2 separate regions of the Homo sapiens genome follow, and region 1 is linked to region 2. The links are chromatin contacts, found by Hi-C or POLR2A ChIA-PET in ENCODE. All regions are on one chromosome and are shown on one strand. Each heading gives the region's core, a stretch centred on a gene start or an enhancer-like site at or near the end of the contact. The rest is flanking DNA. Distances are from core to core; before and after follow the strand shown.

The links. Hi-C counts contacts between places; a loop is a spot of excess contacts on that map. ChIA-PET counts read pairs that join two places held with the same protein, here RNA polymerase II (POLR2A). Pooled maps may share reads with other maps.
Region 1: a map of PC-3 shows a loop between it and region 2 (4-fold over the local background). The contact joins the enhancer-like site here to the promoter of DSCAS in region 2. A Hi-C loop is called at or near these places in 5 of 168 maps with a recorded cell type or tissue (K562, PC-3, PC-9 and 2 more) and 1 of 50 pooled maps. POLR2A ChIA-PET finds 5 or more read pairs at or near these places in 6 of 52 experiments (A549, HEK293, HEK293T and 3 more).

What each region holds. Positions count from the first base shown.
Region 1 is chr18:31,184,414-31,189,427 of GRCh38, reverse strand. No RefSeq gene overlaps it. Among named protein-coding and RNA genes, the nearest start is that of DSC1, 24 kb to the right of the region's middle. Within about 2 kb of position 3,732, at least 2 of the 41 ENCODE cell types and tissues checked have a DNase peak (open chromatin) inside an H3K27ac peak, as active enhancers do; they include PC-3, where a contact is called at or near this core.
Region 2 is chr18:31,098,168-31,103,607 of GRCh38, reverse strand. It overlaps DSCAS (DSC1/DSC2 antisense RNA), which reads right to left and starts at 2,020. Exons shown (of 4, transcript NR_110785.1): 1 at 1,885-2,020; 2 at 414-485. It overlaps DSC2 (desmocollin 2), which reads left to right and starts at 1,187. Exons shown (of 16, transcript NM_024422.6): 1 at 1,187-1,705. The coding sequence starts at 1,637.

The DNA.
Region 1 (5,014 bases), core at 2,483-4,982, 84 kb before region 2:
CCCTGTGACAGGCAGGTTCTGGCAAAACTATCAACCTCATGGAAAGCCAGCTACAGGTTGTAATAATTTTGGAATGGATGGGACCACTTTCTCTTATTCCAGTTTGGTAAATAATATATATTGGGAATATGCTACATGTCACACACTAACTGTGTACGGTCTTTTGCATAATTATTTACCTATTATTATTTAAGCCTCACAAGAATCTATTAGGTAGGGACTATTATTATGTCCTTATATAGACAAGAAAACCGAGGCCCAGTCTTCTTGATTTACTTGCCTAAATTTACACAGTTAAGTAGAACCATGATGGCAGAACCAGGATGCGAAGAAAGACCACCAGATCTAGAGCACAGTGTAGCACTCTTAACCACTCTCAGGCCTTGGTTGACCTCAGAGACGGGAGGAGGATGACAGCTTGTGTGATGCATGACAGCAGTAAAGTCAAGAGTTCAGGGGATGGCTTGAGAGTTGTAACCTAAATGATAGAGGTACAATAGGAGTCCTGAGCTGGGCACATAGAGCCAGTGATGATGGTAAATGGCAGAGACATCAGTCCCTGGCAATGCCAGAGACAGAACCTTTGCTCATTTCTGGGATTTTGCTGCTTACTGGGGCAATGATGTGTGTGAAGACCAGTTCCAGGTACAGCATGCCAGAGTAGAGCAGAAAGTACTTACAGGTGAAACATGAATGTTCCGGGGAAAATCAGAAAGGAAAGAAAAACGCTTAATCTCACTGTTACTTAACATTATTCTGACAAGTGAAGTAAGAGCTAAGACAGAAAAAGAGATAGACAATATAAAAGGATTGGAAAAGGAGTAGAGAAAAATTGTTGTCTGCACACAACTTTTTAATCAACACACTACAGGGCATGAAATTCATAGACAATTAGACAATTAATAGACAATTAGAGGGCTGTTTATCAGTGTTTCCCAGAAACCTTTGTGAAAAAGCTTTATAATTTATTTCATAGAAATATTTATATAAAATATTTTTGTTTGTATTTACCACTGCTATTACCACCACCACCACCCTTCATGACTACAGTTCCAATTACAGGATGCAAGTTTAGTCATTCCTAATAAATCATTTTGCCTTCTTTATAAGGTTTTGCATATAACCCTTAAGATATTGTTAAGCATAAGTACAAGGTCTGGATGGATCAAAATGTTGATACTTAGAAACTAAGCAGCGCTAGCTAATATTTCGGTCTCCAAGTGGACCTTTGCCCCAAGCAAGTGTGCTAGGTTTTAGTGGAGGAAGAATAATTTAAAATATTGTTAAAATAGATGAAAAGGAAGAGAAATACATATAAATCAACATATTTTAAAATACAAACATTACCAGATTAAAACACCACCAAGACCCCTGCCCACACACACACAGAGAACACTGTATCCAGGAAGTGCCTCTGTGGGAAATAGAAAGAGAAGCACTTTCATCTGTAGACACAGCTTCATGTTAGGACACACAGCTCGGTGTGAGAGGACCATAGCCGGATTTCATCTCTTACTCACCACTCCCCATGTACCTTCCTTATTCAGGGCACAATCCAAATAAATAAATGTAGTAAACTTGCTGAAAGAGATCTTATTGGCAACAACAACAATAATATACAATAAAATTAGGAATAACCCAAATAAAATACTTGCAGAATCTATAGGAAGAAAATTGCAAACATTTTCTGATAAATACAAAGTAATAAATTGAATGTCACAGCTTGTGCCTGAATTGGATAATTAAATATTTTAAGCCCACCAACTATTCATGCAAATATTAACAGACTTAGAAACTACCAAGTAAACTACTGTGTTCTGCAGCAGAGGATGGAGGGATTCAAAGTGTGCTTCTTAGATCAGAAAACTCATTTATTGGCCCTTTACTGACTACAACACAACCCTACAGAATTAAATGTCCTCTTTGACTCTTTAAGGTTGTATAAGCAATACTGCTTTCCAGATGGAGAAAGCTTATAGACAATAGGGAAAGGGGGAAGAAAGGTGAAAGGCTGACTGTTTATCACTGTTTAGCTGATGTGATGGAACTAGTATTAGCAGATGGGTTTAAATGTCATTGTTTTCACCACTGCTATTACCACCACCACCCCTCTTCATCTCTGATTTCCCAAATCTTCTAATCTCGTTTCTTTCAGGACCCTGACCAACCAGCCTAGCCATTCATCACTATCCAGGAGTTCATAAATATCTGTGATTCGGCCCACTTCTTTCACCATACAAAGTGGCAAACCAGTTTACTGCTCTTGGCTTTACCCATTGGGAGAATTTCCCTTTTCCACTATATCAAGGGCTGCCCTTAAGTGGGGCAATAATATGGCAGCAGTCCACTTACAGCTACCTCAACATGGTGAACCAACTCATTAATGAGCCGTGGGAAGGTGTTTTTCCCCCTACTTGTTGATCAGTTGATCAGAATTAATCCCTATGAGGTTATATATGTTAGTTAAAGAAGAGACGTGAATACAGAAGAAATAAGTGTCATGGGTGTCTGGGTTATCTGACCAGATAACCTTGTGGAACTTCTTGGGCTTAATCCCATATGTATAGTTTCTATCATCTAATACATTTTTCTTATTCCACTTGGCCCTTTGTCCTGGTGGATTTTATGAGGCCAAATCATGATGGAAGGTCTGAGTTACATTACAGGGTCTTTCCTCAAGGAGACCCAATTTACCCTTCAATTGATGGCCTCTGGGTCTGTAAGCTCCCTGACATCTGGGAACTGGATGAAGAACTGTGGTGACTATACGCCCTCTGCTCACCACTTCTTGATAAAGTCATACTCTGATGGGTGATCATCCATCTCAACCCTCAGAACACCATAATTTGTTAACCATCACCACAGATACAGATAGGTCCAGACACCTTAATGACTACTGTAGCCTTGATACTCATTATAACGACTATGCCAAACATGTATGGCCTTTGCCATTCTAGAATCTCATTATCCCCATTGTCAGTAGAGAGAGTGGCACTGTCCACTCCAGCCTATAGATGACAACCACTCAGTCTCCTCAAAGATGCAGTGTCCCTGCACCAGGGCACTCTTCATTTCCTTAGTTTAAATAGTGCTCTCTAGGCCCTCTCAAGGAACATAATCAGATCATGGGTTCTACCATGTCACATAATAAATCATTTAAATATTCCCACTTCCCAAACCTTCTTGGAACATCTCAGATCCCCCAACATCTCCAATTCACTTACTGTAGACAATTTCCATGTCTAAATTTTGAGAAACACTCTCATCAGTGTATTAGGACTGGCTCCAAGTGTTCTTGCTGAGACATTCAATTTTGAGTTACACTAGAGTGAGCTCATAAAAAGAAATTCTCCCTTACCCAGTTTTATATTCTAAGCTCGCTAGTCCAACGCCAATGCCCACATGTGATCCAATAATTCCTGCCAGTACAAATGGACTAACACTTGTAATCTCTTTGTGTTTAAGCTAGTTCTTTCCAGTACAGGGATTGCATTTCTCCATAAGTCTGGCTTGAGACCTGTGTTGGTTAATCTGATGTGTTAACTTGGCTAGGCTATGGTGTCAGCTGTGGTGACAGGTCAAACACCAGTCTAGATGTTACTCTAAAGGTATTTTTTAGATGGTATTAGTCAGTAAACTTTGAGTAAAGAAATTACTCACCATAATGTGAGTGGGCCTCATCCGATGAGTTCAAGGCCTTAAGGACAAAGACTGCACTTCCCTTAGTAAATAGAAGGAATTCTCATATAAATTCTGCCTGAGTTTCTGGCATGCTGCCCTGGGGAATTCAGATTCAACAGTACAACAACAACTACAAGGCTATAACATCAACTCTTATTGAATTTTCAGCCTCACCAGTTCGCACAAATGAAGGAGCCAATTCCTTGGTCTCTCTCTCTCTCTCTCTTTCAGCTGCTTATTTCCAGAAAGAAGCATTTCATCATAAAAGTCTGTTTTCCAGGGTATTTCCCATTTTCTTAGTCTAGGTTCTCCCGCAAGCAGAGCTTGAGACAAGGTAGAGCCTTGCATGTAGGTTTATTTGGGAAGCGGTCCCAGAAAGCAGGAGGAAAGGGCAGAGGAGAGAAACATGTGAGAAGGAAAAGACAACACACAGCTGTGTTGCTGAGTTGGTCACCACTACAGTGACTGATGCTTAACTCCATGTGAACTTCTGAGGAGTCTTGGGAAATGTCTCCCAGATCTCTCTGGCCAGAAGATAAAAAGAAGAATCATATATCCATATTCAAAATTGTGCTCTGTGTTGCACGTATATGGGCTCCAAATGGACTTACTGCTCACATGATGAACCTTGACACTTGTTACCGAAAACTATTTGAAGCGTAATATATAGTAAACTCAAATGTTCTGTTCTCTGACCATGGCTAATCTTGTGTAATTCAGTCATCTCGCTCTTTTACTTTAATTGCTTTCTAACTCTTAATCTTTTATTCCTACGTTTTATCCCATTCAGTTTATCCTATCCTATCCTGGCTGGCATCAAGCAGGTTCAAATCCTATCTTACCCCTTCCTGACTCTCTGACCTTGGGGAAGTTTAACTCTCTAGGTCTGTTTTCTTGTCTATAAAATGGGATAATAACAGCACCAACTTTATGGGGTTGTTATGAGCATGATTTGAGATAATGTATGTAAAACATTTAACAGTGGATCTGATGCATAGAAACAAGTCAATAAATGATTGCTATTACAATTACAATAGTGATTATAATAATGATGATGGTATTTGTCAGATCTAGTGCTACAGTCCGTAACATCATCTACTCTCTTACCTTTTGACCCTTGGGTTTGTATTGAACCTGACTAGTAAACTTCAAAACAGAATTTATTATCTCTTCCCTTCAGTTGGACTGAAATTGGACATAATTACCTTAAAAGAGAAGATTAGCTAAAGTAACTCTGCTGTTTTCCAAACTATGTTTATTGCAAAGACATCGTTTGCTGCTGGCCTCTGGTCTTATCTTCCTTCTTTGATTTGCTGTTCTTGCTTATTCTGAG
Region 2 (5,440 bases), core at 771-3,270:
GATGGAAAACTATGAGTGTTAAAAAATATGGAAACGGAAGGATGTCAATTATAGTCTCATGCTGATGACTCAGGCTTATTTTACTAGCAAAGGGTCAATGATAATTTTATGGATATGGAGACAGAACAGCTCATTAGTGGCATTCGTTAATAAAATAGGGCATGAGCATAGCACAGACACAGAGAATGTAAGGCATGCGCTGTTTGACATTAATTTTTAATTTAAATATACACTCAGTATTGCAGTAATTCTGGCTCGGCATACAATGGTGTTAAGATGGTGAACATTTTCAAGAATCGAAATGGTGTGAGTGTCAGGGTTGGCTTTTCACATAGGATTCTCAGGACATCCCTGAGGAAACTTAAACCAAATAAAAGGGAGCAGACAAGTTTCTCTTTTGTGGTCAGGCTTACCTGGTTTAAGTCAGTAATTGAAAAGAGGTGCAGGAGGATGAGTCAGATGCCTTGTCATTGCTTTCTGAAGAGCTAAAAGAAACAGCATTTATATCTTAATCTTCCAGATTGTGTGCTGCAATAATTCATTTAGTTTAAGTGCACTTCAAATAAAAATGTAAATTATCCCATTCTTATTCATTTCTCACCATGAACTCTGGTTTTGATGGTAGTAAAGAAGGTGAGAACTCTCCACTGGATGTTCAGGAGTCCGGTATAGGAAATAAGTTATAACTCTATTTGTGACCAGGGATGTTCTTGGAGAAAATCAGTAACCACATGTAGCCCACGACTAGGACCTCAATGGATGCATTTCTTATAGTAACTCACCCTCGATTTTATTATTTTGCAGTCGCCTTGATTCCCTAACTTTACGTACGTATGTATGTATATATGTATTTTTGTCTCTAAATTATGGCGATTGTCTTGTATCATTGTCATGCCAGTAAATTCCTAAAAACACAAGACCCCAAAGAATGGTGCCTCAGATGACTATGATGTCTGAACTGCTTGTGGGTGTGTGTAGGAAATTCACTCCAGTAGAGTGTGTAACAGTCTCCCTGGAGTCAACTTTCTGTCAGGTGGGCCTCAGGCAGCTGTGACCTAAAACCCAGCCTCTGCGGCTCAGACCTCGCTCTGTAATTGACCCCAGGGCAGGGACCACGGCCGTCGCCGAGGGCAGCGGGCAGGGCGGAGCCGGGGCCGACCGCGCACTCAGGAGTGAGTCTTTGTGCAGTCAGGGCTTCTGCTGGGCAGGGCCGGCTGTTAATCTCGCCTGGCGGAGCGGACACCGGGGCGTGGTGGGGGAGATGGGCCTTATAGGTGGCGTCCGCTGGTGAGAAACACCTTGCGCAGGTAAAAGGGTGGCGGCGAGAGGGAGTTCCCACCCGTGGCTTTCTTAGAGAAATGAAGTCTTAAGTCTTAAATAGACAACAAGGAGGGGCCGATCGGTGTCTTTTGGACGCGTCTGGAGCCCCTCCCTCCGCCAAAGGAAAAGCCCCTTGGATGAGAGGCAGGCGCTTCAGAGAAGCTAAGAAAAGCACCTCTCCGCGCGCCCCACCTCCTCCGCCTCGCGCTCCTCCTGAGCAGCGGGCCCAGACTGCGCTCCGGCCGCGGCCCTCGCCCCGCGGAGCCCTCCTACCCCGGCCCGACGCTCGGCCCGCGACCTGCCCCGAGCCCTCTCCATGGAGGCAGCCCGCCCCTCCGGCTCCTGGAACGGAGCCCTCTGCCGGCTGCTCCTGCTGACCCTCGCGGTGAGTGTAGCCGCGGCCACCGCTCCGGGGAAGGGGGCGATCGCCTAGGGTGCAGAGGAAAACTAGGGGAACGGGGATAGGTGGGGGTGGCGGGAAAAGCTGGGGTGAAGGGGCCTCTGGGTGGCTAGAAAATGGAGTTGGCGGGGGTGGGGGAGGGCAGATAGGAAGAGGATCGCGACCTGAGAGTTGGGATCCCCAAGGGAAGGGAAGGTGTCTCCGGTAGATGTAATCAGCGCACTCAAGGAGAGGCGGGAGCGGGCCGCTTTCGCCCAGCCAAAATCGTGGCCCCTGGGTACGCGCCGGGGAGCAGGGTGCGCCGGGGCGGGAGTGCGCCGGGGTCGGAGTGCGCCGGGGCGGGAGTGCGCCGGGGCGGGAGTGCGCCGGGGCCGTCCAGCTGGCCTCTGGCACCTTCCCCGGGAACGTGCGGCTCCCTGTGCCTCGGGAACGTGCGGCTCCCTGTGCCTCGGGAACGTGCGGCTCCCTGTGCCTCAGCGCCTGCCCAGGCCACGGAAAGGGGAACCGCTGGGCGGCCGGGACGGAGAGCGAGTGTCCTTGGGTGAAAAAGGGAACTGCTCGCCTTTCTGGGAATTGTTTACTCTGAGAGAAGGGCGGGGGGAAGTGGCGGGTGGGGGAGGGGATCTTGACCCTTTGCTCCTGAGGACTGTCGACCGGCGAGCCCTAGGTGAGCATTTGTACAGTTTCAGTGGTTTCTTAACGTGCGAGGCTTCAGTTCCCTAAATCTTCGGAGGAAGGAAGGGTCTTTCTGATTTCTTGTCCCCAGAGGCGACTCGATTTTTCTGCTCACCACCCGCCCCCCGCGCCACCGCCCCTTGCCCCAGGTTCTTTCTTTCTTTAAAGAGCACTACAGCAATGACCCTACCCCTTCCCAGAGCTGGGAGCCTAAGTGGTTGGCCTTATTTGGGGCGGGACAGCCCCTTTCCCAGGCTTGACCGATGGGATCTCGTTGGGGAGCCTGAAGACGCAAAAAGCCAATGCCGGGAGCAGCGTCTGGGGAATTGGGGATATAAAAAGTCCGATTGGACTTTTCCTGGCTCCCTGGAAGAGGAAAAAAATCGACAGGTGTGGAAAAGTGCTCCTTGTCTTAAGCAGAAGGCGTTGGGCGCCAATCAATCTTGAAGGACAAAGGGAGGAACCCGGAAGGCTAATTCCTTCTGGGAGAAGTGAACTGGGGGCTGAAATATTCGTATAATTTCCCCTTCTCTTCCGCTCTCACTTCGCAGTAGAGTTCCACATTTTACAATCATGAATTGGTAATTGTTACTGTTATTAGAATGTCTTTCTCGAGGAGCTCAATGGACTTCAAACCCTTAACTGAATTCTCAGGGCATATTAATAACATAGAAAGGGCCAAGTACACAGCAGTTAACATTTTACAGATGAGGAAACCAAGAATGGAATAAATAACGGTCAGAACATATGTTGATGAGTAAGAAATAAATTTTCATTAGACTCCTAATAAAATTGCAATTTCTTTTAAAACCACCGGCCATTCTTTAAAGGAAAAGGCATGCACAGACGCTGGCAATGCGTGGCATTGCTCTGCATATACCTGCAGAGAGAGCTTTCTGTGTGTTATCTCAGATTCTGTTTAGGAGGAGGTGGGGTATCACTGAATACACTGAAATTGAATTTCCATTCCTTGTTCTTCCTTAGCTTCGGAGTTTGATAGGCGGGGAGTGGGGTAGGAAGTATGCTGGCCCTGCCTACACTCTCATTCTGCTGGTTTTTGCTCTGTGCACATCTGTGCAAAGCCCTGCCAACCTCACGTGGCTGTTGTGGTTGTGAGTCTCAAGTGTGAGAAATGCGTAAATACTAAGTGTAAGAAATTATTAAGTAAGAATGATTGTAGCTGGGCATGGGGTGCGCGCCTGTGGTCCAAGTCACTGGAGAGAGGCTAAGGTGGGAGGATTGCTTGAGCTTGGGAGGTCCAGGCTGCAGTGAGCCCTGGTCATGCCACTGCATCCCAGCCTTGGTGACAGAGCGAAATCCTGTCTCAAAAAGGGGGGAGAAATATCTTTGGTAGGAGGGTAGGATCCTTTACCTTCCTTCCTTCCCATATACCCAAGTAATCCTTCACCATTCCACAAATCAGCTTTTCCTCACTTCTTAATGTTTCTTCAGACCACACCTGGCTTAGCCACTTGAACTCTGTCTTCTGCTAACCACTAATAAACCTTCTAAGATCACTGGCTCTCCTGTGCTAAATCCAAATGACTCATTCTTTATATGGTTCCACCTTGTAGCTTTTGCCCTTATTCTTGACATTCACTCCCCCCCGCCTTTTTTTTTAATCTTTCTGACCACTCAGGGTCTGACTCCCTACCTAGCGTCTTGTCTTTTTCTTCTTTTTCTGTTGTCTTTTTTTGGTTTGGTAAAAATGACATAACATGAGATCTACCCTCCTAACACATTTCTAAGTGTATCGTATTGTTAATTATAAGCACAATGTCATATAGCAGATCTCTAGAACTTTCAGTTTCCATAACCAAACTTTTATATCCATTAAACAGCAAATCCCTGTTTCCCCTAACCTCCGTCACCTGGCAACCACCATTCTATTTTCTGCTTCTATGAGTTTGACTACTTTTTCCTGCACTCTTAAATGCTGGTGTCTCTTGGTTTTCTGTTCTAGGTCTTGTCCTTTGGAATCTACACTCTTTCCCTAGGGCATTTTATCCACTTTTATAGCTTAAAATATCACACAGTTGCCAACATATACTAAATTAATATTACTAGTTCAGATGTCTTCATTGAACAATAGTCCTTTGTATCACTCTACTGACTGTGATGTGTGACACAGCATTTATTATCTTCCCAAACAATGTTGTTTTTCTTTTAGTGTCCTGTATTTCAATATATGTCAGTACCATATGCCTGTTCCTCAAGTAGGAAGTCTGAAAGCTGTTTGTTTTTTCTTTCTCACTGCTCCCCTTCCTTAATCCATGAAGTTCCATGAACTCTACATTCAAAGACAGCTCAGGGGTCTATTCACTTGTACCTGTCACTTCTGCTATTACAAATAATGTCACAATGAATAAATTTGAATGTATGTCATTTCATATGTGGGCAGGTGTATCAGTAGGACAGATTACCAATAATGGGATTGACAAATAAAAGTGTAAATTAGGCCAGGTGCAGTGGCTCATGCCTGTAAATCCCAGCACTTTGGGAGCCTGAGGTGGGAGGATCACTTGAGCTCAGGAGTTCAAGACCAGACTGGGGAACATGGCAAAACCCCTTCTCTACAAAAAATACAAAAATTAGCCAGGCATGGTGGTGCATACCTATAATCCCATCTACTTGGGAGGCTGAGGTGGGAGGATCACTTGAACCCGGGAGGTGGAGGTTTCAGTGAACCGAGATCGCACCACTGCACTCCGGCCTGGACAACAGAGCAAGACTCTGTTAGAAAAAAAAAAGTGTCTAATTTTGTTAGATTTTGTTCTTCCCTCCATAAACATTGTATATGGCTAGACAGAAAGCTATTTTATGATAGATATCACATGATCGAGGATATATATATTGGTGTAAAGATAAATTGAATCTATGCTTCATTCAGAACACCACAGAAAATTCCAGAGATGAAAGATTTAAATGTAAAATATGTTTCCCTACAGATAATAGAAGAAAACGTAATAAATTGTTATATAAATTTGGAGCCCACGAGGCCTAGTTATGACTTAGATTTCGAAAGCCAATTTATTACAATTGAGA